Linked DNA regions of Homo sapiens: region 2 is linked to region 1. The links are chromatin loops, found by intact Hi-C in ENCODE. Cell type or tissue: IMR-90. All regions are shown on one strand. Each heading gives the region's core, and the rest is flanking DNA. Links, peaks and the distances in the headings are about the cores only. Region 1 holds the start of GUCA2B (guanylate cyclase activator 2B). Region 2 holds the start of PPIH (peptidylprolyl isomerase H).

Region 1 (15,814 bases), core at 4,336-9,335:
TAGTTAATAGAGTTAAAGCTCTTGGAACCATGTCTGGCACTTAGTAAGTGCTATGTAAGTGTTACCTTGGTATTGTTACTTCACACTACAGATTTCCACGCAAAACAAATATATCACCTTGGGGCAAAATACCTGGACAGTCTTCTTTACTTTGTTTTATGTTTAATAAGTATCTGTTTATTTCTTATGCCAGTCCTGGGCTGAATGCTTACCTCATTTACCCACTAAAACAACCCTAAGAAGAAGGTACAATCATTATCCCCATTTTACAGGTGAGGAAACTGAGAGCCAGCATGGTTAGGGAGTGGCTAAGCTAGAACTGAAACTAAGTTCCTCTGGCCCAAACACATGCTGGAAACCATCAGTCCGCAGTGACTGTCCTCCAGGAAAGAGTGGGCCCATGAGTGGAATGGGCCACTCCTAGAATCACATGGGGCTGCTGCCTCAGGGCTTTGCTTGTCCACTCGTCCAGGTGTGGAATTACAAACACACCAGAGAACACAAAAGGAAGGTGCAGGGACATCTGCCATGTTCTCCAGGCCTTTTAGAAAACATGCAGTTTGGCGGGCGCGGTGGCTCACTCCTGTAATCCCAGCATTTTGGGAAGCCAAGGCGGGCAGATCACGAGGTCAGGAGATCGAGACCATCCTGGCTAACATGGTGAAACCCCATCTCTAGTAAAAATACGAAAAAATTAGCTGGCTGTGATGGTGGGCGCCTGTAGTCCCAGCTACTCGGGAGGCTGAGGCGGAAGAACGGCGTGAACCCGGAAGGCAGAGATTGCAGTGAGCAGAGATTGCGCCACTGCACTCCAGCCTGGGTGACAGAGTGAGACTCCAACTCCAAAAAAAAAAAGGAAAGAAAGAAAACATGGAGTTGTTCCTTTGGCCACATACATGTGACTCTACAAAAAATTGTGATACTGTAGACATCAAGGGAATACGCACTGTTAAAAAATGGGAATGCCCCAAAAATGTTACCATGGCAAAACCAGAAAGTCTACAGTGTCCCCCAGTACGCTGTTAGCATTGTTGTAAACAAACAAGTTAAGGACCAGAGAATTAATGTGCATATTGAGCATATTAGGCACCAGAAATGCATGAAGGAAAATGATTAGAAAAAGAAGGAAGGCAAAGAATAAGATACCTGTGTTTAACGAAGCGCCAGCCTGCTCCACCCAGGGAAGCACACTTTGTGAGAGCCAGTGGAATGGGGTCTGGGCTGCTGGAACCTATTCCCTATGCTTCATGTCATAATAGGTATTAAATAAAAAAGGCTTCTGGACTGCAAAAGAAGATAAAAAAATAAAACATTTATTGACCACATTCTTTTTTCTTTCTTTCTTTTTTTTTTTTTGAGACCAAGTCTCGCTCTGTCGCCCAGGCTGGAGTGCAGTGGCACGATCTCGGCACACTGCAACCTCTGCCTCCCGGGTTCAAGCAATTCTCTGCCTCAGCCTTCCGAGTAGCTGGGACTACAGGCACCCACCACAACACCCGGCTATTTTTGTATTTTCAGTAGAGACGGGGTTTCACCATCTTGGCCAGGATGGTCTTGAACTCCTGATCTCGTGATCCACACACCTCGGCCTCCTAAAGTTCTGGGATTACAGGTGTGAGCCACCATGCCTGGCCTGACCACATTCTTTTTGCCAGCACTGGGTTAAGCATTTGGGGGGATACAAAAATGAATACTATCTAGTCCTTAACCTTGAATAGTACTAGCTTATACTTTTATAGCTTTTACTACATGAGGTTTTGTGTATGTGCTTTACATATATTAACTGATTTATTTCTCAGAGCAGCCCCATGAGAAACAGGGCTATGAGATGGACACCCTCCTAAATCCCCATTTTATAGATGGAGAGGCATTCAAAACCTTGTCCAAAGTGTCACAATCAGTAAGGAGTAGAGCCAGGATCTGGTTCCAGGCAGGCAGGCTGCAGAGTCCATACCACGCTCTACGTGGCCACTTGAGCTCAGGGGGAAGGTGGGAGGGGCATGAACATGCAACTGGACAATGTATTTGGAGGACAACCAGGTACCCAATGAGTCCTCGTAAGCTCAGAGGTGTTCCACTGAAAAAGCTGAGTAACTCTACTCTGGAAAATGTCACCTACACCAGCCCATTTATTCAAGAAATACTCACTGAGCATGCACAGTGTGCCGGGTTTGTGCCCAATGGGAGAGACACACCATGAGCACATCGGACAGGGATCCTGCCTTGCAATGGAGAAGGCATACCTGGGCTAGGAATCTCAAAGGAGCTGAGTGCCACTGGGAAGTGCAGAGGGATTTGGGACCATATTATTTGGGGGCTGACCTCCTCCTAGCATTGGGGTAAGCTTGCTGGAAGGAGGGACGTTCAGCAGAGAGCTAGCTGTGTTATGTGGCGAGGGGGCATTCTAAGCAGGGGAAAGAGAATGAGATCGTAATGATGGAGACTTCTTGGGCATTCAGGGGCTTAAAAGAAATCCAATGCAACTAGGATGTAGAAAGAAAAGGGGAGAGACGTGCCAGATGGAGCCAGACGGCATTCAGGGGCCAGATTTTTGTGGTCCCTCCATCCTGAAGCAATGAGGGAGTAGTTGTGGGGCACGTGAACCAGGGTAAGAAACTGCTATTACAAATCCACTCCGAAATATACAACCCTTCAGTCACAGTGCAAATATCTCGCACCTAACAGTCTGAGGCATGGATTCATTCCTGGTCGGTAAACTGCTGTATCAGTCATCTATTGTCCTAATGCCATGTAACAAACAACCATAAAGTTTCAGTGGCACACACAATCGTATTTATTGCTCAGGCATCCAGGGTCAGATAGGGCTTGGCTAGATACTCTGCTGATCTCCCTGCACCCACTCCCATGCCTTGGGTTGCTGGCTAAAGGCTGAGCTGAGCTGCACAACTGGAGTGACTTGGCTCCATCCTGTGTCTTTCCATCTCCAGCAGAACAGTCAGGAATGTTCCTGTGGAGATGGCAGAGATGCAACAAACAGGCAGAAACATGCAGGATTTTTTGTGACTTAGCCTTGGAAATGACACACCATTGCTTCTGCCTCATTTTATTGCAATGGAGAACATACGCCATTGCTTTGGCCAGTGTACTCCAGCTTTATGGGAAGGGCTCCAAGTCCACATGACAATAGACACAGATACAAGGAGAAGTGAGATGCAGAAGCATTTAATGCACTCTGTCTACCACGATCTCCAGCCCAAATATGTTGATTCAGGAACCCTGGCTCCTGCCACCTGAGGAGCCTTGTCATCACAGGAAACCACTCAATAAAAGGGGAAAATAAGAATGGAGGAGGCACGTGGCCTCTTAAGAGCCTTGAGCTACAAGTGGCACACATCACTTCCTCTCACATTCTGCTGATGAAAACCAGTCACATGACTAAGCCTACCTTCAAGTCCCCAGCCAGACAGCTGCTTTCCAGCCACAACTGTTTAGTTTGGAAGGGCAGATCAACTTTGATGGACAATCAGCCATCTCTGCTGCAGGGAGTGACCCACCTGGTGCTACCCTAAGTTCCTAAAGGAATGAGGATCAGAGTAAGATTTTTCTGCATCACAGCACTGCCGCAGGCAGAAGTGATGGCAAACCCTTCATCATAACCCGAATCACCTGCCAGATGTGTCAAAGAGGCACCAAAAAATAGCACATGTGCTCAGGCATTAGTCTACACTAAGTTGCTGCAAAGATGCTTGTCGTTGCAGAGTTAACGCAGCAGAGAGAGAGATAGAGACTAGACACATTACATTGTTCCTGGACTCCACCTCCCCTCCTGAGGCCACACCCAAGTACCCGGTGGGACATATGTGAGGGGATCCCCCTCCCCGGCCTCAGACTTCCCTCTCCCACCTCCTGTGGAGGCTGCCAGCAAGCTCTGGGCATGCCCAGCCCGTGGAGAGAAGGAATCCCAGCAACCTCTGCCCTGCCTCCCTCTCAGAACGATGCCCCCAGGAACGTGAGTCTCTGGAAAGCCACGGGTCGGCTTGTCAAGCCTCTCTCCAGAAAACAGAGACATGAAGTGAATGCCAATGATCCCCACACCCGTGAGGAGGGGGATGCAATTATAGAAAATTCTGCTTACAGTTCAGATTCAATATTTGGAAGGGATAATCCTGAAATAAGAGATTGCCTGATTTCTTTCCCAAGCCTGTGAATGGTTCATTAGCTCCTATTTGACATTTGATGGTTCCATCTGATTGGCTTTATTGTGGAGTTGGACTTTAAGAAAATCCCCAAGACAGAGCAATCAAGTTTCACAATGATCCCTAACTGCAAATTTGAAAACACAAATGGCAGCTGCGTCTTGGACATCAATCCCATGAATGCGGTGGGGGATTTGTATTTCATCCCCACTTAATGAAACTCAATCCTGCTTGGCAAATCGGGGCCCCTGACTCAGCAGTTAGGATCTCCTCTGCAGCTCAGCCCGGGTGCTGCAAACAAAGAACCCCCAGACTTGAACATCAGCAGAGATGCGGTGCATCCTGATCTTGGGCAGGGCCACTTAGGCACTGGGGCCCTGGAGGAAGGAGAGGTCTCTGAGGAATGTGCAATTGAGGCTGTACTCTCTAGAGGATGCAGTCTAACTGTGGAGGTGGGTCCCTTGCACCAAAAACAGAAGCAATAAAGACAGCAGATGTTCAATTCCATGGTGGGGGCCCAAGGCTGCAGGAATTCCCCAGAAGGGGAAAGTAGGAAAGGCTGTGGTCTGGGCGGGCTTCCTGGAAACATGATGTTTGCAGAGGGCAGAGGGAGGCAGCCCAGGCAGATGTCAGCAAAGGGCTGGAGGGTTCTGCTCAACAGCTCCCCCACTTCCTGGCTGGAGATGGTGCCCCTTCTGGATTCCCACCACCTCCTCGGCTCCCCCATTTGCTACGTGGGCATTGTCCTTATCTGTGCATCTGCCACGTGGCGCGGTCCTCATCTGTCCTCTTCAACCACAGACCCTTTGCAGGCAGGGATGAACGTATCCATTTCTGAGCCCTGGTGCCCTACAGGGACTTGGAACCCAATAAATATTTGATGGCTGAACGGAAAATGGCACCTAACTGTATTACATGCCCTCAGGTCATTGTTATTCCTGCGGGGGCGGGGGGTGGACTGGCCTCCTGGACCATCTTCTGTGCCACTTCTTTGAGATCAGGATTCCAGGAATCCAGGGCCTTCCATGGGGCAGTGTTCGTGGGAGATGAACACTCAATTGTTTTCTTTAACCCCTGGAAGGGACGTTCCAGGCTGGAGGGGACGAGGGGATACCTCTGGAGGATCTCAAACGTGAGGAGGGCTTTGTATCTGCTGACCACCCACACAGGCCCGGTGTGTGGTGCTAGAGACAGCCAAGGTGGCCTGCCCCTCAGAAGCAGGTTAGTAGCCCTCCCTGCGCTTTAGGGTTCTCTCTGTAAAAAGGGGGAAGTTCCATGCTTCCTGGGGCTGTGTGAGGAACCCGCATGTTCACACTTTTGCAGCCTTGAGACCACAGATTCCCAGCAAGCACTTCCTGGCACTACTGCGCCTTCGTTCCACCCTCCTCACTGACCCATTTCAAGGCAGAGGTGTCATTCACGTCTCACAGTGCAGGGCACAGACACTCAGAGAAGAGAACAACTTGTCCAAGACCCCTCATTCGTGTGGACCTCTGCTGTACCTGACTCCAAAGCCCCAGCGCCCGGCCGGCTGCTGGGCGAGACAGGGAGTTGAGGAAGGGCGATCCTGCTGGCGCGGACGGTGTGGGCTAGGCGCGCTCCGGGTCCTCCGTGAATTCCCAGTTTCCAGGCAGCTGCGCCCGGGCCCGCCTCCCCGAGTCGGCCCCCACCTCTGCACGCAGAGACCTCTCCTCACCTCCCGCCCGGCCAGATCACAGGGCCGCCGAGTCAGATGGGATCCCTGCCCCCATCAGCCCTTCTGCACTGCCCAGCACATATGGCCTCCCTCCCAGCCCACCCACACACCACACAGCCTCACATCCGCACGGTCACAGACACACTCACACACACAGCAAAAACCACTCGCACACGCTCCCATATGCCACTCACACACACACATCCACGCACACAGGCTGACACAGGCTCACACACACATGCCCATACTCTCACATGCAGATACACACACAGACACAGAAAGCACTCCCATATACACATACTCCCACACACCAGCACACGATCCTCACACACAAGGACACACAACACGCTCCCCTACACACACGAGAGCACTCACAAGTACACACGAATATACACAATCACTCTCACATGTGGACACGCGCGGACACGAAAAGCACACCTGGATACACATGTTCCCACGCACATTCTCACCAGGGCTTGGGGCATGTACACACATGCTCACACACAGATACAACCCCCACCCCCACCACACACACACACACCTTTCACACCTGCCGTGTGGCCATGGGCGAGAAAGCCGGGTCAGAGCCATGCACCTCTCCTCCTCACAGAACACTAGGGCGAAGCTGGTCTCTGGGGGCCCCGTGTCCTCCTTGTAGTTCTCCCTCTGCCCTTGGCTGCCCCCAAGACCCGACTTCAATGCAGGTCCCACTTGGGGCCTGAACTTCCTCCTCTCCTCCCCTCAGCCCCACTGTTCACCTCCGCATCTCCTCTCTGCAAACCCCAGGACTCGGGCATTAGCAGGAGCTTTTCGGTAACGACCCTGCACACCACCTCCCCTCCCCGCACCCCCAAGGCGCATCGCTGATGCTGACTGTCACGGTCATGCTGGTAGGACCCCCAGGCGCAGACACGGGGACAGGGAGGCTCTCCGTTACCCCTCAAAGCAAAGCGCAGAAATGACTGCTCACCCCATTAACTCTCAAGGTGGTGCCTCAGGGAAATGGATTAGGACTCATTCCCCGTCTGCAGTCTTCCCTGCCATCACCAGGGGGCAGCCCTGATTCACATTTGTGTTAAATACCTGTTACCCAACCCCAGGCCAGAAAGGTGTTACACCTTGGAAGCATTCCTGTAAACAAACCTGACGGGTGTGTGTGCGTGTGTGTGTGTGTGTGTGTGTGTGTCCGCGCACATGCTTATGTAACAAGGTCAGTACAATATGGGTAGACTGGGAAAGTAAGTCAAAGGGGAAGACACAGATTGAATGAGCTTTAGTACAGTCACTGATGTTGGAGCAAAGTTTGGTTCTGAGTTTCCTGGTGACCATAGCAAAAATAGAACCACTCGTTAGATCACCCACCTCTCCGGGGAAAAACCAAATTCATCTGGAGGGCTTCTGGGAATTCTATCACATCTTGGTTTATACAACTCTCCCTACAGAGTCTTCCAGATCAACTGTTCATGTGTTGATCCTTCCTTAAATTTTTCATCTCTCTGTTTTATGCTTTGATGTAAAGTGATAGTTAAGGGCATTGGGTCCACTTTCCATCCTCCTATCTTTTCTTGAACTCATTCCAATCGGGTTTTCATCCTCCCCACTGTTAGAATTGGTCTTATCAAGGTCAGCAGTGACTTCCATATAGCCAAATCCAAGGACAATTCTCTGTCTTCATTTTACTAGAGCTAACCACATTTGACCAAGTGAGCATGTTCTTGCTCCTGAAGCCCTTTCTTCATTGGGCTTCAAAGACGCAAGTCTCTTTTTGTTCTTCATCAACTGTTCCTTCCCCGCCATCCACTCTGCTGGTTCCTCCTTCTCTGCCTCATCTCCAGGTATTACAGTGCCCTAGAGCTCAGCCCTGGGACCTTTCCTCTCCGTCCTGTCACTCTCTCAATCCAGTTTCAGGTCTCTGAGCACCAGATACACTTGATGACCACGCTATCTATATCTGTGGCCCACTCCTTTACTCACATCTCAAACAGGCATCTCAAGCTTAATGTGTCCAGACCCAGCTCTTGATAGACTCACCTGACATGTTCCTTCCCATTTCTCATCTCAGTAAATGGCAGCACCAATTGACTTGGGGCCACCATAGAGTTGTCCTGGACTGCTCTCTTCATTCACTCTTTCCATCCAAGCACACAAAATCTGAGGCCTCTGGCTTCAGAGAATCTCTAGAATCCAACCCTTTCTCATCATCTCTATTCCCACCTCCCTATCCAAGTCACCAAACTGCCCTGTGGGCAGTGGTTTGTCTGTTTTGTTAAGTGCTGTATCCCATGCTAGTACATAATAGGCTGTAAGTTAATCATTTTTGATTAAACAATCGAATGCCCTAGGGGCTTCTATGCACACAAAACACAAAAAGCATTCTGTTTCTCAGTAAACAAGTGATTTCACAACTATGAAAACAATAATAACATACATTTTTTGAACACCTACCACATGCCAGCAAGATGCTAGATGAGGTGATTAAGGCTCAGAGAAATAGGAAATGGCCAAAGGCTAAATATCTAGTGCTTGGTGGAATAGGTACTTGAATCATATCCATTTATTCAATTCATCCAGTATTTGTTGAGCACCAATTATGTGCCAGGTATTGTTTTGGGAGAATAAAACTGGCAAATTCCTTACTCTAATAGAAAGATGCAAGAAATGAGATGTGTATATATGACAGGTGCTATGAGAAAGAAGAGAATTAGGAGTGATGGGGAAACTCTCTGAGGGAGGAAGATCAAGAAAGATCTCTGAGGCAGTGGCATTTGAGCAGAGACCTGCATGAAGAGAGGGGTGAAGAGCAAAGACCTAAAGGTAAATAATCTTCGTGTGTTTGGGGGACCTCAAGGAAGCTAGGGTGGCTGAAACTCAGAGAGTGAAGGGCAGAGTTTTTGGAGTTGAGGTCAAAGATAAAGATGGGATGCCAAATGGTCCTTGTAGGCAGAAGCCTTTGGGTTTTCCTCTGAGTGAAGTGGAAAGCCACTAGTAGGTGTGAGCGGGGGAGAGACATGATGATCTGACTCAGAATTTAATAGGATTCCTCTGGCTGCTACATGGAGAAAGGCCTGGAGAAGGTCCAGGGAGATCTGTATGGATGCTTGCGATGGTTAATTTTATGTGTCACCTTGGCCAGGTCATGATGCCCAGCTGTTTGATAAAACACCAGTCTAGATGTTGCTGTGAAAATAATTTTTATGTGATAAACATTTATAATCAGTAGACTTTGATTAAGCAGATGACCCTTCATAAATGGTAGGTGGGCTTCCTATCCAATCAGTTGAAAGCCTTAAGAGAAAAGACCTTGGGAGGCCAAGGCGCGTGGATCACCTGAGGTCAGGAGTTCGAGACCAGCTTGGCCAACATGGCAAAGCCCCATCTCTACTAAAAATACAAAAATTAGCTGGGCATGGTGGCGGGTGCCTGTAATCCCAGCTACTCAGGAGGATGAGGCAGGAGAATTGCTTGAACCCGGGAGGCGGAGGTTACAGTGAGCCGAGATCACACCACTGCACTCCAGCATGGGTGACAGAACGAGACTCCATCTCAAAAATAAAATAAAATAAAATAAAGGCTTTCTTCAGGAAGAAGCATTTTGCCTCAATGACTGCAACATAGGAACCCTAAGTTTCTCACCTGCTAGCCTGCCCTGCAGATTTCAGAGTCAAGACTGCAATATCAAATCTAATTTGAATTTCCAGCCTGCCAAACTTCCCTACAGATTTCAGACTTACCAGCTCAGCAGTCATGTGAGCCAGTTCTTTAAAATAAATTTAGTTAGATGACACATAGATAGATCTATCCAATAGGATAGACGTGCCAGGTATTGTTTCAGGAGAACAAAACAAATTCTTTACTGTAATAGAACTTACATTCTAGGAGACAGAAAGATGCAAAACTTTAGATGGATATGTATGACAGGTGCTACGAGAAAGCAAGTTAAAAGAGTTAGGAGTGGTGGGAGAAGCTCTCTGAAGTAAGATTTTTTTCAGTGTGATTAACATTTACAATCAGTAGACTTTCTAGTAAGAAATATATATCTCTATATAGGATGTATGTGTGTGTGTGTGTTCTGTATCTGTGTGTGGGTGTGTGTGTGTGTATGTTCTGCTTATCTGGAGAACCCTGCCTAATATAAGGCTATTGCAATAATCCATTCAACCTGTGATGATAGCTTGAACCTTGATCATAGCAGTGGAGATGATGAGAAACGGGTGGAATCCAGAAATATCTTGAAGGTAGAGCCAACTGGATTTGCTAGTGAATTTAATTTGGCAAATAAAAAAGAGACATCAAGGATGACTCCCAGATTTTTGACTTGACAACTGGGTGAATGGTAGTACTATCAACCGGTATGAGAGGAACTGAGGAGGCCGGTAGATAAATGAGTTTGGGATTGAGAAGAAAGGCCAGGCTATGGAGTAAACAGAGTGTTGATGGTATTAAAGCCCTTGTGATGGGATAAATCGCCAAGGGGGTGATTACAGACAGGAAGAAAGACGTCCAAAGACAGCCTTGGTGCCCCCTGGGCACTCTAACACCTAGAGGTCAGGAAGAGAAGGAAAAACCAAGGAAGGAAGCTGAGAATATGGAGCCAGAGAGATTGGCAGAAAATGTGGAGAGTCCCAGGAGTCAAATGGTGAAAGCACTTTACTCCAAGAAAGATGGAGTGGTCAGCTATGACAAATGCTGTGGGGAACTGAGCAGTTTGGGGCAGGGAGAGCCCTGGGCTCTGGGCACCATAGCAGTGGGCACTGAGCAGCGAGGCCAGGGTAGAGAGCGGAGCTGCCCAAATGCACATGGGCAAACTGTCACCCACCCCACATCTGTGATTGAGGCTTCCACACAGGGTGAACTCCAGGCTCTTGTGACAGTCACTTCCCACATCCCTAAAGAAGGAAGTGCCCTGATAATACCACGTCAATGCACATGGGCTGGCCAGGGGTAGCGTCAAGGATTTGCGTCTGTGGCCAAGTTGGTTGTGATGGATGGTGGGTCATTTAGAAAGAGATTAGGAGGAGGTGGGTTTGACAAATAAACTTGAGTCATGTTAGGCAGATAGGGAAGTCATACCTGGTTCCCAGGGAAGACTGACACATGACGGGCCCTGGCTGGAGGAGCCACAGGGCGAGGAAAGGACAGACACCATGGCCAAGGGGCCCCCAGACCCTACCGCTATGTCCCATTGATGTGGGGGTCAAGGGAGATGAGCTTCCTCTCGTGGAAAGACCATAGATTTAGGTATCAAGCAGCCTCATAACAACCTCAAACACTGGAGACGTCACATTATTTTTACAAATGAGAAACTGAGATCACAGAGGTCGTCGCTTGTCCAAGGTCCTACAGTTGATCAGACCCAAGTATGGACATTCCAGCCCAGCATTGAGTTCAGCCTGTGCATGTCAGAAAGCAGCACTGGTCCTGCTATAGATTGAGAGATGGGGCTTGTCATGGGAGTTACATAAGGAGAGGCAGGGAAACCCCCCTTCATGACGCATCCCCCATAAGCCAGGCACATGCTGGGGAAATGGTTGGTTTTAGGGAGAGTCACAGGCTCTCCTGGGACAGGTATCGTTCAGTTTTTCCTTACAACAACCACTATGAGGTCTTTTTAAAAATTATTATTACTATTTTCTCTACTTTACTGATGAAGAAGCGGAGGCTCAGAGAAGCTAAGTAATGTACCAAAGATCACACAGCTGGTAAGTGCTGTCATTCGGGTTTGAACCCAGCTCTCCTCATCTCTAAGTCCTCAGTTCCTTTTTCTATAACACCACAGGCTGAGCAAAGGCAAGAATTCCAGGTAGAAAATCTGCTTACCCCTCTTGCTCCCACAGTGACAACAAACATGGTGCTTCATTGGGCCTCAGGTTACTCATCTGTAAAATGGGAATAACCATTATGCCTATCCTTTAGGATTCAATGGGATTACGACTATAACATAGCTTTGTGCACAGTATTCAAGAAATGAGAGCTATTATTCCCAGATGGTTGTTTTCATTTTACAGATTAGAGGGCATGTAAGATTCCCTTCATTTCCATAGACTCTAAAGAGCAAAGGCTGAAGTCTGGATTCAAAGCAATACATAAGAAATTCCAAAGTTCACTTGAGCTTCTTCTTCATTTCAGTCTGAGATAAGAAAAAGGAAGATGGCATTTCAGGCAGGTGGAATGAGTAGGCAAAGACATGAGATGGGATTAGACCTGTGCAAATAGGGTTGGTATGGGGAAGCACGATGACATCAGATTTTAGCCACTTTTGGGAGTGGCATCTTAAATGCCAAGGTGAGCTATCAGGGCTTCAATCCAACGTTCAGGCTCAATGTCAGGGGAGCCTGCCACATGCCAGAGTCTGTGCCTGGCAGAGCTGAGCCCTGGCACACGCACTGTTTACAGCTGCCTGGTATGGCAGTGGTGATATCACCCTTAGAGACTTTGCCCTCTTCTCTCTGACCCAACCTTCAACCACTGGGGCAGTAGGTTATGCATTGCCTAGAAGGCAACTGTAAGATTCAGGGGCTGCTATGGATGCATTACCCAGGAGATAAGGGCAACCTCAGGTGGGCCGGGGCCCTCACAGCAACCTTACGAGAGGGGTTGTATCATGCCCATTTGATGGAAGAGAAAACTAAGATTCCATTAGAATTGATGTGACGTATCCTAAATCACACAGCTGCAGCAGGACTAGGATTTGAATGCGGGTCAATCTGCCTCCAACACTACTGCCTTTTCCTCCATGCTGGATTAGGCTATTGGCTTCTGAAAGCACAGACAGGTGAGATGGGTCAAACATGGCCTGAAGCACCCAGGCACAGGTGGGAGATGGCAAGCAGAGGCAGGTTCAAAACGTGGGGCCAGGACTGGTCTGAAAGATAGTCGTTAAATAGCACTGAGGAGAGGGAGTGAGAGAGATGTGGGTCTTGGGGGAGTGGGGTCTTGAGAACCCTGAAATCAGCAGTGTCTGCCCACTTTGCCCTGGACCAGCCTCTCTGTCTGTATCCTTCCCCCAGAGAAAGGACCATGGGCTGACCTGGGCCAAGGACACCTGGCTGGAGCCCCTTCTCTGACATTAACTAGCTCCGTGACCTGGGGAAAGCCACCCTCCCTCCTGAGCCTCACTTTTCCTGTCTGTAAAATGGCCTCCCCGTCATCACACCCACACAGGTGTCTTGAGGAGTGAATGATGGTGTGCTCCAAGGCCCCCATGGAGAGCCCGGCACATGGCAGGCACTCGGTGTTCAAGCACTGTGTTCCCATAGACTCTGGGCTCCTGCCCTCCTCGCCCCCAACCCCCTTCCTAGGAACCAGCCCCGGCTTGTCAGAGAGCCAGCTAGCTGTCAACCCCACCCCAGCTGGCCAGTTAATGAGTGACCAGGACTCCTGAGCCTGACCTATAAGGAGGTGCTAGGCAGGGACACAGATGGGAGACGGTGGACAGCGGCAGGGGGAACCCAGGGAGCGCGATGGGCTGCAGGGCTGCATCAGGGCTCCTGCCAGGAGTGGCCGTGGTCCTCCTGCTGCTGCTGCAGAGCACACAGTCAGTCTACATCCAGGTGAGTCCCTTGGCCAGCGTTCCCTTTGCCTGAAGGGCCCCATGGTGGGAGGCTAGGCTGGAGAGGGTGTACTGGGAATTCAGAGGGGCACCGGGGGAGCACGGGGCCCGGGGCTCAGCCCAACACCCATCACAGCCCAGAGACCAAGGCAGCTGGTGGGTGGGGGCAGCCAGATGTTGATGGCAGTGATGATGGCAATGACAACACCAAACTGATTCAGCGCTGCTCCCCTCAAAGGCCCGTGCTGGTCACAGAGGTCAGGGTGTGGAACAGAAGGCTCCTCCTTGCATGGGAGGAGGCCAGAAAGGGAAGGAGACACCCTGTTATGCTCCCACAGTTCCGTATATTCACCCACATGTAGGTGGAGGAGGACAGGCTCCAGAAAAATTTTCCTGAGAAGTAACCCTTGAGCTGGCATTGCAAGATGAACAGGAGGTTGCCAGACACAGATGATGGGGAAACTGTTCCAGGCCAAGGGGCACAGCATGTGCAAAGACCAGATAGAAGACTATGGGGGTTCCAGTGCCCTTCCAGGGGGCATGGGAGAGTGGCAGTAGTCGTCACAGCAGGGCCTGTCTGCCACGTCACAGGGGATGCTGCTGGCCTCGCCCAGCATAGCAGAGACGTCTGTGGCCCTGGGTGTCACATCCCTGACTCTGGGCATGGTCTCCTTGGGAAGAACAAAGTGGGTCCCAGAGAGGGGTGCAGGAGACTTGGCCTCCCCAACAGCCCTGGCCTCAGAGACCAGCTACTTGGGGCTGCCATCACTCTGCCATGTGAGCTCAGGCAGGCGTACTCAGTTAGTGATTGTGCCCTGGTACCAGGCCCCCACGGGAGATGTCAGATGAGGGAACTGAGGCTGAGTGGGGAACAGACAGGCAGCCGGTCATGGGCAGAGGTGGGATTTGAACCAGGGCTTGTCTGTCTCTAAAGCCTCGAACCACTGTGCTCCACAGCCCCGCTGCTTCTTCCTCACACCTCTCACCGCAGCGGCTCTTTCCAGTGTGGCCCTGGACTTCCCATAGAGACGGGGAAGGCTCTGGAGGATCTGCAGGGTTTGAGCAACCCTGGGTGTCATGGCAGTGCCTGCCCCTGGACCAGGTCTTGACCTGCTCCTATCTCCTCTCCCCTGTCTGTAGTACCAAGGCTTCCGGGTCCAGCTGGAATCCATGAAGAAGCTGAGTGACCTGGAGGCACAGTGGGCACCCAGCCCCCGCCTGCAGGCCCAGAGCCTCCTGCCCGCCGTGTGCCACCACCCTGCTCTGCCTCAGGACCTTCAGCCTGTCTGCGCCTCGCAGGAGGCTTCCAGCATCTTCAAGACCCTGAGTAAGTGCCCCCGCTCCCTGCAGAACCTCGCTCTGTCTCCTCCCACGCCCAGGCTCCTCCACCTGGGTTGTTTCTCTTAAGCACCCAGCGGCTGAGGATGGGGAGATTCAAGTAACTCAGGCCCTGTCCCACTGGCTCCCAGGACTCCCCGGTTTGGGCACTGTGAGTCAGGCATGCCTGGAACCTGCTTCGTCCCCTTAGTCCACGCCAGGCACAGACCCATCAACAGACAATGGCTGCGTGGAGCAGAGAGGAGAGCTGGCTGACATCTGCGATGGGACAGGGGTGTGAAAGGCTTCCAAGAGGAGGTGTCAGCCAAGCTGAAACCTGAGGGATCGTGCAGAGCCAGGCACGAGAATGTAGCAACTAGCTAGCACTTACTGAGCACCTACTGTGTGCCGGGACTTGTCGGTCCTGCATTATCTCCTCACAGTGACCCTGTCCATTTAGCAAACAAGAAATCTCAGGCACAGGGAGTGTGAGTGACTTGCCCAGTGGCCGCTAGGAAGGAGAGCATCTGGGACTTGAACCCAAGCCCTCACTCCACCTCTAGACGTTCCTGCTCCCAGTCTGTGGAAGATGCCGCCCATTCCCAAGCAGACCTCTTCTGCTGCCTGGCCACAGAGGGCCCAGGTTCAGGTCAACTGACCAGTTCTCTCCCTGCCCAGGGACCATCGCTAACGACGACTGTGAGCTGTGTGTGAACGTTGCGTGTACCGGCTGCCTCTGAGATAGCCCTGGGTACCCTGAGCCCACCAGGGACACCTCGCCCTTCAGCCCACCACCCTGGCAGGCTTCCATCCCCGTCCATGCTCAAGATGGGTCCCTGGCCACCATGGTCATCACCACCCTTCCAGGGCCTGAGCAGCTGGATCTGGTACAAAGCAATCGGACATAGAGTTGGAGGGGGAGGCCCCTGAGGCAGCCCAGCTCCTGAATAAAGATTCTACAACACACGAGTCCACGTGTCCTTTGTTCATCCCCAGGAGCCATGGGAGGAGCTTCTGGAGAAGAAGTGTGGATTGAGGAGAAAGACGGGACTAAAAATACCAGGCAGGAATTTTCCTGAAGTTTTCAAGGCCCGG
Region 2 (15,814 bases), core at 6,770-11,769, 510 kb after region 1:
TGAGATTTGTCCCAGGAATACAAGGATGGCTCAACATATGCAAATCAATAAACATGATACACCACATTAATAGAATGAAGGACAAAAACCATATGATCATCTTATTACATACAGAAAAAGCATCTGACAAAATTCAAATCCTTTCATGATAAAAACTCTCAAAAGATTAGGTTTAGGAGGAATGTACCTCAATACAATAAAGGCCATATATGACAAGCCCACAGCTAACATTATACTCAATGGAGAAAAGTTGGAAGCTTTTTCTCAAAGATCAAGAACAAGACAAGGATGCCCACGCTCACCACTTCTATTTCATATATACTGGAAATCTTTGCCAGAGCAATTAGGCAAGAGAAAGAAATAAAAGGCATCCAAATAGGAAAGGAAACTGAAATTGTGTCTACTTGTTGACATGATCTTATATATAGAAATCCCTAAAAACTGTTAGAACTAAGAAGCAAATATAGTAAAGTTGAAGGATACAAAATCAACACACCAAAATCAACACACCAAAATCAGTAGTGCTTCTATACACCAATAACACATTATCCAAAAAAGAAATAAAGAAAATAATACCATTTACAATAACTTCAAAAGAAATAAACTACTCAGGAATAAATTTAACCAAAGAGGTGAAAGATCCGTATACTTAAAACTACAAAACTTTGATGAAATAAATTGAAGAAAATACGATAAATGAAAAGATATTAATGTTCATGAATCGAAAGAATTAATATTGCTAAAATGCCCATACCACCCAAAGCAATCTATAGGTTCAGTGCAATACCTATCAAAATTCCAATGTCATTTTTCGTAGAAATAGAAAAAACAGTCCTAAAATTCATGTGGAACTACAAAACCCCCAAATAGCCAAGGCAATATTCAGCAGAAAGAACAAAGCTGGAGGCCTCATACTACCTGATTTCAAACTATATTACAGGTTGGGCACGGTGGCTCAGGCTTGTAATCCCAGCACTGTGGGAGGCTGAGGGGGGCAGATTGCTTGGGCCCAGGAGTTTGAGACCAGCTTGTACCCAGGAGTTCAAGACCAACATTGCAAAACCCTATCTCTACAAAAAAGTAAAAAATTAGCTGGGCATAGTAATCTCAGCTACTTGGGAGGCTGAGGCAAGAGGATTGCTTGAGCCCAGGTGGTAGAGGTTGCAGTGAGCCATGATTGTGCCACTGCACTCCAGCCTGGGTAACAGAACAAGACCCTGTCTAAAAAAATATATATGTGTGTGTGTGTGTGTGTGTGTGTGTGTGTGTGTGTGTGTGTATAACAGAACTACAGTAATTAAAACAACATGGGACTGGCATTAAAACAGACACATTGACAAAATGAAACAGCATAGAGAGCTTAAAAACAAACCCACACATTTAAAATTGATTTTTCTTTTTCTGCTGCCCAGGCTGGAGAGCAGTGGCAATCACAGCTCACTGCAGCCTCAACTTCCTGGGCTCAAGCAATCCTCCCACCTCAGCCTTCCAAGTAGCTGGAACCATAGGTGCACGCCATCACACTCAGCTAATTCTTTAAATTTTTTGTAGCGATGGGGTCTTGTCATGTTGCCCAGGCTGGTCTCAAACTCCTGGGCTTAAGCAATGCTTCTGCCTTGGCCTCCCAAAATGCTGGGATTATAGGTGTCAGACACCACACCTGGCCTACAGTCAGTTAATTTTTTGACAAAGGATGAAAATGACATTGAGAAAAGGACAGTCCCTTCAACAAAACGGTATTGAGAAAACTGGATATCTATGTGCAGAAGAATGAAAGTGGACCGTTACCTAACACCACATTAAAAAATCAACTCCAAATGGATTAAAGACTTAAAGACAAGACCTGAAATTGTAAAACTACTAGAAGAACACTACATAGGGGAAAAACTACATGATATTGACCTGGACAACAATTTTTCCAATGTGACACGAAAAGCTCAGGGAACAAAAACAAACATATACAAATGGGATGGGATTATATCAAACTAAAAAGCTTCTGCACAGCAAAAGAAACAATTAACAGAGTGAAGAGGCAACCTATGGATTGGGAGAAAATATCTGTAAGCTACACATCTGATAAGGGATTAATATCCAAAATATATAAGGATCTCAACTCAATAGCAAGAACACAACCCAATTAAAAAGTAGGCAAAGGGCCTGAATAGACATTTCTCAAAAAAAGACATACAAATGGACAACAGATATATGAAAAAAAAAAAGCTCAACATCATGAATCGTTATGGAAATGCACATTAAAACCACAATGGGATATCACCTCACACCTGTCAAAATGACTGTTATCAAAAAGATGAAAGATAAGGGCCAGGCATGGTAGCCCAAACCTGTAATCCCAGCAGTTTGGGAGGCTGAGGTGGAAAGATTGCTTGAGGTCAGGAGTTCCAGACCAGCCTGGGCAACACAGCAAGACCCTGTATCTACAAAAAAAAATTTTTTTTGTTTTAATTAGTTGGGTGTGGTGGTGTGCACCTGTGGTTGTAGCTTCTCAGGAGGCTGAGGTGTGAGGATTCCTTAAGCCCAGGAGGTCAAGGCTGCAGTGAACTATGTTCATGCTACTGCACTCCAGCCTGGGTGACAGAGCAACACCCTATCTCAACAAACCAAAAATATGAAAGATAATGTGTTGGCAAGGATGTGGAGAAAAGGGAAACCTTGTACACTGTTGTTTGGAATATAAATTAGTACAGCAATTATGGAAAACTGTGGAGTTTCCCCAACAAAGTGAAAATAGAACTACCATATGATCCAGCAATCTTACTTCTGGGTATACATCCAAAGGATTTGAAGTCAGTATGTGATATACACTATGGTGTGTGAAAATGTGGTATATATATATGATACAATACTATTTAACCTTAAAAAGGAGGGAAATTCTGTCATTGGCAACAACATTGGTGAACCTGGAGGATATTATGCTAAGTGAAAAAAGCCTGGCACAGAAAAACAAATACCACATCTTCTCACTTAAATGTGGAATCTAAAACAATTGAACACATGTAAGCATAGAGCAAAATGCTGGTTACCAGAGGCTGAGGGGTGAGGAGGCAATGGGGAGATGTTGGCCAAAGGTGCAATGTTTCAGTTAGACCGGAGGAGTAAGTATTTGAGGTGATGGATATGTTAATTACCTCAATTCAATCATTCCATATTATATATCATAGCATCACTTTGTACACCGTAAGTATAGGCACTTATAATTTGTCAATATTCAATAGTATAAATAAAAATTTGAAAAAACTTTCTGACCATCACAATATCCAAGAGAAATAAAAATATATGTCCTACCAGAAACTTGTAGATAAATATTCATAGCAGCATTATTCATAATAACTAAAAAGTGAAAACAACCCACTCTCCATCCCCTGATGAATGGATAAACAAAATGTGTTTTATCCAAACACTGGAATATTATTCAGCCATAAAAGACATAAACTATTGATACTTACTCTAACATAATGAAGCTTGAAAACATGATAATATTTTAAAGAAGGCAGACATAAAAGGCCACATATTGTATGATTCTATTTATATGAAACATCCAGAATAAGGAAATCCATAAAGACAGAAAGTATATTAGTGATTGCCAAGGATTTGGGGGAGGAATAAATGGGGAGTAGACTGCTCCTGGGTATGGGCTTTTTTGGGGGGTGATGAAAATATTCTGGAATTAGACAGTGGTGATGGTTGCATAAGTGTGTGAGTACATTAGAAAGCACTGAATTGAACCCGTTAAAAGGGAAAACTTTATAGTATGTGAATTACTTCTCAACAAAGCAGTTATTTTAAAAATAAAATTTTCTGCAATATCTCCAAAATTTATATAACAAAAGAAGCAAGGTGAAGATAGTATGTATAGTACCATGTGTGTAAAACTAGATAGACAGATATAGATAGATCGTCTATAGATAAATATAGATAGGTTATATATATAGAGAGAGAGAGGGCAACCAGCTTTTCATTCTGTACCCTTTTATGTTTTTCATTGTTTGTACTATGTGCAGGTATTGTATCTATTATATATATATTTTTTTCTAGGATCATATAGCTAATGGTTTATCATTATAACTTTTCACATTCATCCTTTCTTTCCTTTTAGGAAACAACAATTAGTGACATCCTTGAATCCGAAGTAGTGAATGAAATATTGCCTTTATCAAACTCCAGGTTAGTAAAGTCAAGACAAATAAAGTCAAGTCTATCTGAGATGGACTGTCAGCCATGCCTGAGAGTCATGGCTGCCTAACTAGTCCTGGATTGCTGGCTTGAGAAGGCATAGCTTTCTGGGGTCATTTTCTCTACATGAATTATTTGAATCTTCTTCCAATTCCTCCCCTTGCCACTCCTTCAACTCTAAACCCCACAGAATCCTGACTTAAGGTAGGAAATAAAATATGAACATAGGTTTAAGGTAAATTTTATTTGGCTTTGTGTAACAGTTGCAAAAAATTGAAATTCTATCAATGCCTGTATCCCTGTAACCCCGAACTGCTACCAACAAACTCTATGTACATGATGTCCTCACATATGGCATTTCTTAGTTTTTCAGGAAAAGGTTTGGTAGAGTCATTTGCAAGTCTTCAAGAGACTGAAGAGATCAAGTCAAAAGAAGCAATGGCAAGTTCAAAGTCCCCTGAAAAGTCTCCTGAGAATCTTGTGTGTTCACAGAATTCTGAGGCTGGATACATAAATGTGGCTTCTCTGAAGGAGACACATGGTATACAAGAACAAGACCAAAAGTCAGAACTATAAAATCACTGGTGCCTAAAGCTATACTGAACAAAAGTGGTAATTTAAAGCCTGGACAAAAGGTGGACCATGACATTGAGAAGAGTTACCACAGATCCCAAATGGATATCACCCAAGAGTCTTCAAAACTGCTGATAAATTCATTAAAGCAGTTGTAAAAATGGATTTCTCAAGTTTGTTTGATATCCTCAGATGCCTTGTATTGACCAAAATATTGACTTTAGTTCAATGATTTATTTAGGTTTCTCTTCAGCAGAGCACATGTAGGGTTAATTCAACATTCTTTCCCATTATCATGGGTATCTTTTCTGATTTATTTTTTAACAGTAAAAACAATACAGTCACATTAAAGCAAATTTTGTTTTTAAAAAAACCCTCCTATGCTGGGCGTGGTGGCTCACGCCTATAATCCCAGCACTTTGGGAGGCTGAGGTGGGTGGATCACGAGGTCAGGAGATCGAGACCATCCTGGCTAACACGGTGAAACCCTGTCTCTACTAAAAATACAAAAAAATTAACCGAGTGTGGTGGCGGGTGCCTGTAGTCCCAGCTACTCAGAAGGCTGAGGCAGGAGAATGGCGTGAACCTGCGATAGCACCACTGCACTCCAGCCTGGGTGACAGAGTGAGACTCCGTCTCAAAAAAAGCAAAAAACAAAAACAAAAACCCTCCTATAATACCATAAGCTTTTTTTTTTTTTTTTGAGACGGAGTCTCTTACTCTGTCACCCAGGCTGAAGTGCAGTGGCATGATCTCCGCTCACTGCAACCTCTGCCTCCCAGGTTCAACCAATTCTCCTGCCTCAGCCTCCCAAGTAGCTGGGATTATAGGTGCCCGCCACCATGCCCAGCTAATTTTTGTATTTTTAGTAGAGACAAGGTTTCACCATGTTGGCCATGCTGGTCTTGAACTCCTGACCTCAGGTGATCCACCCACCTCAGCCTCCCAAAGTGCTGGGATTACACCAATACCACAGTCTTAACACAACTAATTTTATTTTACAGTTATTCCCTTTTGGTCCTAATTCAAGTACATATATTCTAAGTGGTTATTATAATATTGTATATTCATTTTCACAGTTTGATTTTTAATTTACTGTATATACCATGGAAACATTTTCAATCGCCATATGATATTCAATCATGTTGATGTTCTATAATTATTTTTATGGGAAAAGTTTTAAATGTTTAATGAAGAAGATTTAGAGCAATACATTATTTAAAAGTGGATAGGAGGTTGGGCGTGGTGGCTTACACCTGTGATCCCAGCACTTTGGGAGGCCGAGGTGGGCAGATCACCTGAGGTCAGGAGTTCGAGACCAGCTTGGCCAACTTAGGGAAACCCCGTCTCTAACAAAAATACAAAAACAATTAGCCAGGTGTGGTAGTGCGCGCGCCTGTAGTCCCAGCTACTGGGGAGGCTGAGGCAGGAGAATCACTTGAACCCGAGAGGCAGAGGTTGCAGTGAGCCGAGACTGCACCAGTGCACTCCAGCCTGGGTGACAGAGCAAGACTCCATCTCGAAAAAATAAATAAAATAAAATAAAATAAAAGTGGATAGGAAAATACCAAGAGCTTTTCCTGGGGGAGGGGGTATGAGAAGAGAGTTCACATAAACCCCATTACACAGAAACTACCCCTAAATATTTCCAAACAGGAGTACAAAGTAGGTGAACAGTCTCCAGCTCATCTTTAGTGTAGTGGGACTGCTTCTTCAGAAAAGATCAGCAACATTCACATCCATTTCATCTATCAGGGTGGAACAGTACTGCTCAGTATCTCTGAGGATGTGGATGTTCTATAAATTAAACGTTCTCTTGTTTGGCATTTAAGCTGTTTTTACTTTTTTTTTTTTTTTTTTTTTTTTGAGACAGGGTCTCACTTTGTAACCCAGGCTGGAGTGCAGTGGTTTGATTACTGCTCATGCAGCCTCAACCTCCCATGCTTAAGTGATCCTCTCTCCTCAGCCTCTCCCAAGTACAGGCATGTGCTACCATGCCTGGCTCATTTTTGTACTTTTTGTAAAGACGAGGTCTCACTCTCACTCTATTGTTCAAGCTGGTCTCAAATTTCTGGGCTCAAGTGATCCTCCCACCTAAGCCTCCTAGGTGATAGGATTATAGGATGAGCCTCTATGCCAGGCCTGGTTTTACTTTGTTACTATTTAAGATTATGCTGTGTTGAAGGTCTTTGTGCATGTAGTTCTTTTCTTCTTTTGAATTACTCCAGAAAACAAATTCGCAAGATTGGACTGAGTCAAAGGATATAAATGTTAATATTGCTCTAGGACATCACTTCCTTTGCTTTAAAAAAGGGTTCTGCCTGACCAGGTGCGGTGGCTCACGCCTATAATCCCAGCATTTTGGGAGGCCGAGGCAGGTGGATCACTTGAGGCCAGGAGTTCAAGACCAGCCAGGCCAACATGGCAAAGCCCTGTCTCTACTAAAAATACAAAAATTAGCCGGGTATGGTGGTGCACACCTGTAGTCCCTGCTATGCGGGAGGCTGAGGCTCGAGAATCACCTGAACCCAAGAGGTAGAAGTTTCAGTGAGCTGAGACCACTCCACTGTACTCCAGCCTGGGCAAAAAGTGAGACTCTGTCTCAAAAAATAATAATAATAAATACATAAATAATAAAATAAATAAAAAGTGTGTCAACATACTGTTTTCATAGTCAAGTTACTCAACCTCCTTGAGCCTCAATTTCTTGATTCCTAAAATGGGAACAATAATAGTTCTCTATCCCATAGGGTTGTGAGGACCAAATGAAATGAAGCATGTAAAGTATTTAGCACGTAGTAACTGCTTAATAAATGCTATCATCATTTATTTTCACTAGAGGTTTATCAATGTACTATTTTTTTCACAACCTCATCAACATTGGATATTATCAATTTTAAAGATTTATTCTAAAACAGTTGGTATAAAATTATACTGAAGCGTGACTGCTGCTGTTCCTTTTCCCCCTCCTCCCCTTTCTTCTTTTTCAGTTGGAGGAGACCAAGAGGAGAGGATCAGTAACCAGAAATAAAAATGACCCTTTACATTGAGACACACTGTATTTTTATATGTAATCCTTGCTTTCTCAGACAACAGAGCTAGAAAGATGATCATAGGAACTAGGAAATAATAACTATTTTATTAAATGCATGCTGTTATATTGAATGAGCCTTGCCCAAGGTCCCCTTCTTTCACTAAATTCATTGCATCTATTATTTATTGAATACCTACTATATGCTATTCAGTAGGCGACATTGCAGCTACAGCTGCGAATAGGACCAGGAGAGTCTCTACTTTCATGGAGTTTATATGCTATCAGGGAGGAAGATTATGTGTGTGTGGCAGGAAATGAGGTGTAGACACATACCATACGAAGATAATGTGGAAGTGGGGGTGGCATGAAGAAAACAAACCAGTGATCTGAATGACCAAGGGCTACTTTAGATTAGGTCTAATGTTGCCTCTCAGGAGGTAACATCTGGGGTGAGCCCTGAACTACAAGGAGCATTACTTCCCACACGCATACCCCAACCAACCCCCACAATCCCCCGCCAACCCACATTAAGTTCTGGAAGGAATATTTCAGACAGAAGTAACAGCTATTACAAAGCCCTAAAGAGAGGAGGGATCTCAGTGACCTGGAGGAACAGACAGGTCAGAGCACAGTAACTAAGGGCAAGTGGTACAAGATGAGGTCAGGTACGTGATAGCCAGATAAATGCACTGTAGGGCTTCGTATGCACGGAATTGGATTTTATTCTAAATATGGGAAGCCAGGAGTTATTTTTAAAATAAATAGGAAGCACAAGAGTTATTTTAAAAATAAAAAATAAAAAACTCTAGTTGCTTTATGGGAAATGAATTGGAAATGACAAAACTGGTAGCTTTTGTGGCAGAACAAACATTATCTATTGTCCTGACTTAGAGGAAGGGATATTTACTTAGCAAGCCTGTACGTGCCAAGCTGTTCTAAACGCTGAGGATGAACAAACCAGAGTTCCTGCCTTCACGGTGTTCACACTAGCGGGCAGAAGACAGACAGCACGTGTGGCGGTGCAGAGGGCTTGGCTGCAAGAGCCGATAAGGAGGACCCTGGCGACTGCCTAGTCCAAAAGTCCTAGCTAGAGCAAGATCAACTTGTACTGCCCTTAGTACAGCCACGTGAGTGGGGTGACCATTGACCTTAACCAAAAAGATGTCAAGGCTTTCCTCCTCCTCACTCCCGCGTCCCCAGTGCCAGGCAGAGTCTCTCAGCTAGACCCTAGCAGTCTCAGCACACACCGCACGGGGCGACAGCTTCCGGGGGCGGAGCCTGGTCTCGCTCCACGTCTACCGCGCCTGCTCCCCGGACGAAATCCGCGGACCGGGCTTTAGGTTCGCCGGAATCCCACGCTCCCGACTTCTGCTTCCGGGTCGGAGCCATGGCGGTGGCAAATTCAAGTCCTGTTAACCCCGTGGTGTTCTTTGATGTCAGTATTGGCGGTCAGGTGAGATCCAGGAGGCTGCCCACACCTGCGCCGAAGGGAAACTGCTCGGGGCTAGGCAGGCAGAACTCACCCAGAGAGAGCGGACTCGGGAAGCCAGCCAGAAAGTGAAATTGCACCCGAACCTACCGACCTGCCGGGCGGGGGGAAAGGAGGAGGAGGAGTCTCCCCAATCCTAGCGCCCCGCTTCTGGAGGAACTGGGCGGTTAGACTAGGGAGGCGGAGGTGGGAGATACCGAGCGGCAGGGTGGTGGGTCAGCCCATCATGCCCCCTGCTCCGTGAAGCCCTCATGGTCTTGGACTGGGCCTTCTGACACTCTCCCGCTGATTGCAGGAAGTTGGCCGCATGAAGATCGAGCTCTTTGCAGACGTTGTGCCTAAGACGGCCGAGAACTTTAGGTAAGGACGTGCTCCAGCTCCGCTGGATTAGCTGAGGCAGAAGTCGGGCTCCAGTCAGCCGCCTGAAATAGCCTGTCTACCTCTGTCCGTCCGCTCACTGCTCTTGAGACCTGATTCCTCCATGCATTGCTCTGTCTGGTTGCCGTTTGGATTGTTCCCGTGTTAATTTACGTTGTTAGTCTGTGTGACTGCGTGTCTGGACGTCTGGCTGGCCGATTGGTGGACTTGCTGGCTCCAGTGTTTATTCTTTCCCGTATTTAGAGGCGCTCACGACTGTGACATCATAGTGATTGAATCATTCATTTTTTGTCCCTTTCAGGCAGTTCTGCACCGGAGAATTCAGGTCAGTTTCAGATGTGTTTGACTTCTTTGCCTGCTCCAGAGGGGTGTTCTGGGGCTGCAGTGAGGGTATCGGTGAACCACCTGCTGGCCTTGAATGATTGCTGGTGACAGTGATAGAAGGTAATGCCCCAAGGGTCTGTCCCTAGTTTATTTGCCTTCTTTATGTCTGTCAACCATCTTTAGGAGAGTCCTTTTGGCTCCAGTGCATGGTAAACTGGAAAGGCCTTGTGCTACCTGCTGTCACTCCAAGTCTCTTTCTTTTCGGTTATAGGAAAGATGGGGTTCCAATAGGATACAAAGGAAGCACCTTCCACAGGTAAGGCTCTTGGCAAGCCATCCTGGAGTCTTTCAGAAATATTTCCTGGGGGATTAGGCTCTTTAGAGGAAAATAAAACCAGAGGGTAATTCTTACATTTCTTGAGAAGAAATGTTTTTGTGGACTCAACAACTGAAGATTTATTAAATGTTCTAACTCTACTTACACTCCCCCACTTCTTAGGTCTTTAAAACAGAAACTACTCATCTTTACAATATCTTGTCTTTTTCATGCACTTGTTTGTGCGAATGCAGATTTTTTAAAAAGTACACTTGTAATCCTAAAGTGCATATAATATATCCTGCTGGTTGATATTTATAACTAATTCCTAAAATGATCATATATGATTGTCCAAGGATAATCATATTTCCTGGGGAGTGGAGTATGTCAACACTTAGTCTCATTTCAATATAGAATCTTTCTCATGGCCTCACTGTGGTTAGTAACAATGTTAGCACATAATTATATCACAGCTTTAGAGCTTTGGGTCTCTAATCCCCAGTAAGACTCCTGTGAAGTGGTATGGGTGATCTGCATTCTACAGAGGAGGAAACTGAGGATAAGAAAGGTTAAGGACCCTCCCTAGGGGTAATAGCTAACAGTTGTTAAGCCCTTACATGTTTAGCAGTACATTTCACATAAATTCTCTGTAGTTCTTTCCCCCAAATTTACATCAAACCCTTGCTCTGCCTTTTGCTTTGGCAAGTAAGCTTTCAGCCCCTTCTTCTTATTACTGTTCAGGTACCAGATCATGCACTTGATCAACTCTAACATGCCCTAATTTATAACGAAAATCCTTTTTTATGGTTAATTATCCTTTCAGCTTAATCATTCAGGAAAAGAATAATCTTCAGGTTTTTTTTGTTTTGTTTTGTTTTTTTGAGACAGAGTCCCACTCTGTCGCCCAGGCTAAAGTGCAGTGGCATGATCTTGGCTCACTGCAACCTCCGCCTCCTGGGTTCAAGCAATTCTTCTGCCTCAGCCTCCCGAGTAGCCAGGACTACAGGCATGTGCCACCACGCTCGGCTAATTTTTGTATTTTTAGTAGAGACGGGGTTTTGCCATGTTGGCCAGGCTGGTCTCAAACTCCTGGCCTCATGTGATCTGCCTGCCTCGGCCTCCCAAACTGCTGGGATTACAGGCGTGAGCTACCGCACCCAGCTAAGAGTAATGATTTTATAATAGCCAAAGTGATAGTGTATTTTGAAATCAACGTTAATCTAATACAATAATAACAACATCTATGTTTTTCTAAACCATAAAATCTTCTCAGTATTCTTTGCTCTCTGTTTCAGGGTCATAAAGGATTTCATGATTCAGGGTGGAGATTTTGTTAATGTAAGTACTATTCCTTTCCTATCAAAGACCCGTAGTTTTAGTTTTTGTTGTTATTGTTGCAATTGCTGTTTTTACTACAGAGACCCAGTCTTCAGGCTTGAGAACAATAGCCAGGTTTGATGTGGGTGTTGGAGAGAATGGTGATGGGGAAGTTCTTGAAAGTGGCTGGGTACGACTGACTGTAGATAACCGACTTTAGCACTTTGATTGAGGCATTAAATTCCATGGTCCAAATCTCAGCCTTTTTGAGCCAGAAATTGGACTTTTTAAGAATACCTATAGATGATCTATGATAGGTTCACACTAATTAGTCATATGAAACTTAGTCAGAAATCAGCTGTGGTTTTTGTTTTTTTCTGAATGGAGGTAAGTCTCCTTCTAGTGGGCTAAATGCTTGTTTCATTTTCTCTTTTACTTCTGGGTGTCACAGTGCCTGGAAAGCTGAGTTTTTCATAAGAAGTTGATTTGTGGGCAAGGAATCAGAGCAAGAGAGGTAGATAGTTCTGGAGGAATTTTGCTCTATTCACTGAGAGAGCCCAGTGAAATAGTTCTTTTTTGCTAACCATAGCTTTCTTGTAAGTAGACTGTTTTTGTCCCCCATATGAAGCCTCCCTCCCCACCCCAACCTTGGAGGGTGTGGGATAAACTACATTTTTTCTTTCTTAAACCTGCTTTTGTCCTTACCCCCCACTTCTGAATGGTCTTTCTTTACTCTTATTAATATCATTTGGTTAGTTGTGTTGCTGTTTTCTTGGATCTGGGAGACATGTGTTCTCTTTTATGTGTTTATTTAGTCTGAATCTCATGAGTTTTTAAGACCTCTTTCCTTTCCTATGCAATACAGGGTTGCAGAGTGGCAGGTTTTAGGCCGAATTACGTTTTTACCTATGTTTTGATTCATCTGCATGGTGTTGTATAACTGTGAAATGGCACAAAAAAATCCTAGTTTTTTTTTCTCTTTAAAAAATGGAAAGTGGAAGTATGCTGGGCCTGCATTTCTCACAGTGGCAGTGACAGTGACAATTGGTTGGAATCAAGGAACTGGTCCCTTTGGACATGGCATATCTTTGCCATTTCACCAGTCTCCACAACTGTTTCCCTTATTTACGTTGCCTGCTCCTGTGGGCATTTGTTTGCAGCCCCGGGAAACAGATAATGGTAGTAGGGTTTGTTAGCTGGTAAGAAGGGCTGAGAAGCTATCCTCTGCCTTCTTTCCTTTTTTTTCCCCTAGGCTTCCCTGTTGCCTTACAAGGAGAGGAATAGCTTTTTACTAGTCTTTGCCCCAGGCACATCTGATCACTTGTCGATAACTCTGGGGTTAGACAATAGTTGCTCAGTCTGAAGGCCGAGTTAAAAGCAATTGCTGGTAGGGCTCACATCTGTAATCCCAGTACCTTGGGATGCTGGGAGGATTGCTTGATCCCAGGAGTTTGAGAACAGCTTGGCAACATAGTAAGACCCTGTCTCTACAAAAATAAGAAAAGTTATTTTTTATTTTTTTATTTTTGGTGGTGTGCGCCTGTAGTCCCAGGTACTTGGTAGGCTGAGGTAGGAGGATCCCTTGAGCCCAGGAGGTCAATTCAAGGCTGCAGTGAGCCATGTTCATACCACTGCACTCCAGCCTGGGCGACAGAGCAAGACCTTGTCTAAAGGGAAAAAAAAAAAGCTTGCTTAGAACCTTCCTTGGGGAAGGCAAAATGGAATGAGCAAGAGTCAGAAAAATCAGAATTTGAGACCTTCCAAAGTTTGACCAAGAATATTTGTTTGTTCATTTATTTTTGGTTTTAATAGTATTTATTATTTTGGTTGCAAAAGAAAAGTGCAAAGAAGAAAATAAATCACCAAATGAATTACCCTCATTCTCACCTCACAATATACTATTGGCATTTTGGTTTACAGTTGTCAGTCTTACCTTAGTATGTATATGTGTGTTTATATAATTTTTAACAGACTTAAAATAATCTATATGTTTTACTTTTTTTGTACTTCATAATTGTCCATATTTTCCCTTGTCGTTATGTCTTCTAAAACATGCTTTCTAATAGCCACCTAATATTTCATTATGAATAGACAAGTTATTTGATCAATTCACTATAGTTGAAGATAAGTTGCTTTCTATTGTTTGCTCCAAATTATTAATTTTGTAATTTTCCCTATTGTTTCTGGAGAGCTATAGATAACGTGATTACGGAGAATGGCACGGTAACTGATGTGTCCCTTAGGTTCACTGGGAAATTGGAGATGAACTTGTTTTCTCTCTTCCTTCTGTATTAATATGTATGTGTAGTTAGTTAATGACATATTAGCTTATTTGATTATTTATATAGTACTATATTGTTTGTACAGTGCTTTTTACAGACACTATCTAATTGAATCTTCATGATAACTGTAAAGAGTAGGTAATTTCATCCTCACTTGATAGATGAGGAAATTGAGGCTCACAGATTGGAAGTGACTTTCCCAGCTCTAAGTGATAGATCTGGAACTCAAATTCAGATCTTTTTTTTTTTTAGATGGAGTCTCGCTCTGTCGCCCAGGCTGGGGTGCAGTGGTGCGATCTTGGCTTACTGCAACCTCCACCTCCCGGGTGGGTTCAAGCGATTCTCGTGCCTCAGCCTCCCGAGTAGCTGGGATTACAGGTACCACCACCACACGTGGCTAATTTTTGTATTTTTAGTAGAGATGGGGTCTCACCATGTTGGCCAGGCTGGTCTCAAACTCCTGACTTCAGGTGATCCACCCGCCTCAGCCTCCCAAAGTGATGGGATTACAGGTGTGAGCCACCACACCAGGCCAGGTCTTTCTAATATACAGACTTGATTTTATTTTATAATATTTAGGCAAACAAAGGTTTGAATTTGGACAGTTTTTCTTTATTCTCTGGCTTATATTAATGGTAGTTCTTTTCCAAAAAGGGACCCTTGATTCCTCACTGGGTCAGTGTTTTCCCTTTCTCCCATGTACTCTTTCTCTTTACTAACTGGCGAGGAGAGCTTGATCTTTTTGGCACTCCTCAATATTGCCTTTAAAACTCAGGGATTCTATTTAAGGCACTGCAAATATGGCCTTGGTCAAATTGTTTTATTACCCAGACTTCAGTTTCCTCACATGAAAAATGGGGAAGATGATAATGCTTATTCCTCAAGGTTGCTGGAAGAGCAAGGAGATAATGCAAATAAAGCTAGTTTAAGCAGAAATTGGGAGTTTATAATAAAGGGAGTGTTTCATGGAACTAAAGGAAGAAATAGAACTAGGAACTAGAACCATAGAGAACCAAGGCAGTTCTTTATCTCCGTTTCTCTAGTGCTCGCTACACATCTGTGTTGTGTTCTCTCTCTGTTCTCTAGCCCAGCTTGCAAATGGTAGTCACATCCAGCTTTCAGGTTTACATGTTACAAATTTAGCCTCAAAGAGAGCATCTATCCCACCTCCAGATTCCCAGAGAAGGAACTCTAGTTGGCCCAGAGTGAGTTAGGCATCCTTCCCTAGATCAATCAACTATGACCAGGAGGGTGGTATCATGTTGTACATACAGACTGCCAAGAGCTCACCCACCCTCTTAGATAGTTTAGGGGAATGGGGTGGTAGTCACTTAAGTGGGTACTTTTATGTGACTGAAGGCATGAGAGTCTTCAGGAATGGCAAGGATTGAGTATGTGATCACCTTGTTGCTGTTCCCTACTTTGTCTGCATCTTAATTGATCGTTCTAGAGGCCCAGCTGTGACCTCTTTTATCCAGTCTATAAAATGCTCCAGCCAGTCTTTGTGGGCTGTAGGTACCTTATATAAGGCTTGATCTGATTGCAGGGTGGGGTCAAATAGGTGCAGCTTCCAAGATGACCAACAAGAGTAAGAGTAGACTTTAAAGATGTCATGCTTTAGGTGCGACAGTGTTCTTCCTCCGGTTTCCAGGGACCCAACACTCCAAGTCACTAATACTTCCCTTCTCTCTGCTCAGGGAGATGGTACTGGAGTCGCCAGTATTTACCGGGGGCCATTTGCAGATGAAAATTTTAAACTTAGACACTCAGCTCCAGGCCTGCTTTCCATGGTAAGTGAGGTCCAATCAAGGTTTTGGGTTATAGCCAGCTGGTTCCTGGGCCCCTCTTGAGGCCCAGTGCTGTCTCTTGGGATGGAAGCAAATGCTTTCCTTCTCTTGCTTGGCCCAGGA

What was found. Peaks named below come from ENCODE experiments on the same cell type or tissue, not always from the same donor. Only the 100,000 strongest peaks of a DNase experiment are listed, where the experiment ranks them.
Region 2: it touches region 1 in a loop (4-fold over the local background); 4 of 110 quality-filtered maps call a loop at or near these places.

The regions. Positions count from the first base shown.
Region 1 is chr1:42,140,138-42,155,951 of GRCh38, forward strand. It overlaps GUCA2B (guanylate cyclase activator 2B), which reads left to right and starts at 13,273. Exons shown (of 3, transcript NM_007102.3): 1 at 13,273-13,403; 2 at 14,543-14,729; 3 at 15,398-15,683. The coding sequence starts at 13,314. The coding sequence ends at 15,459. In IMR-90, for the core only: a CTCF peak has its summit at 6,906 (motif pointing right); no DNase peak of the experiment used is centred there; H3K27me3 peaks cover 3,157 bases.
Region 2 is chr1:42,649,262-42,665,075 of GRCh38, forward strand. It overlaps CCDC30 (coiled-coil domain containing 30), which reads left to right. Exons shown (of 21, transcript NM_001395517.1): 20 at 4,115-4,182; 21 at 4,557-7,929. The coding sequence ends at 4,767. PPIH (peptidylprolyl isomerase H) reads left to right here and starts at 9,162. Exons shown (of 10, transcript NM_006347.4): 1 at 9,162-9,251; 2 at 9,583-9,647; 3 at 9,967-9,990; 4 at 10,261-10,305; 5 at 11,601-11,643; 6 at 15,602-15,694. The coding sequence starts at 9,186. All of the region lies in intron 1 of LOC124904162 (a long non-coding RNA gene), which reads right to left. In IMR-90, for the core only: a CTCF peak has its summit at 9,085; a DNase peak (open chromatin) is centred at 9,120; H3K4me3 peaks cover 1,554 bases; H3K27ac peaks cover 946 bases.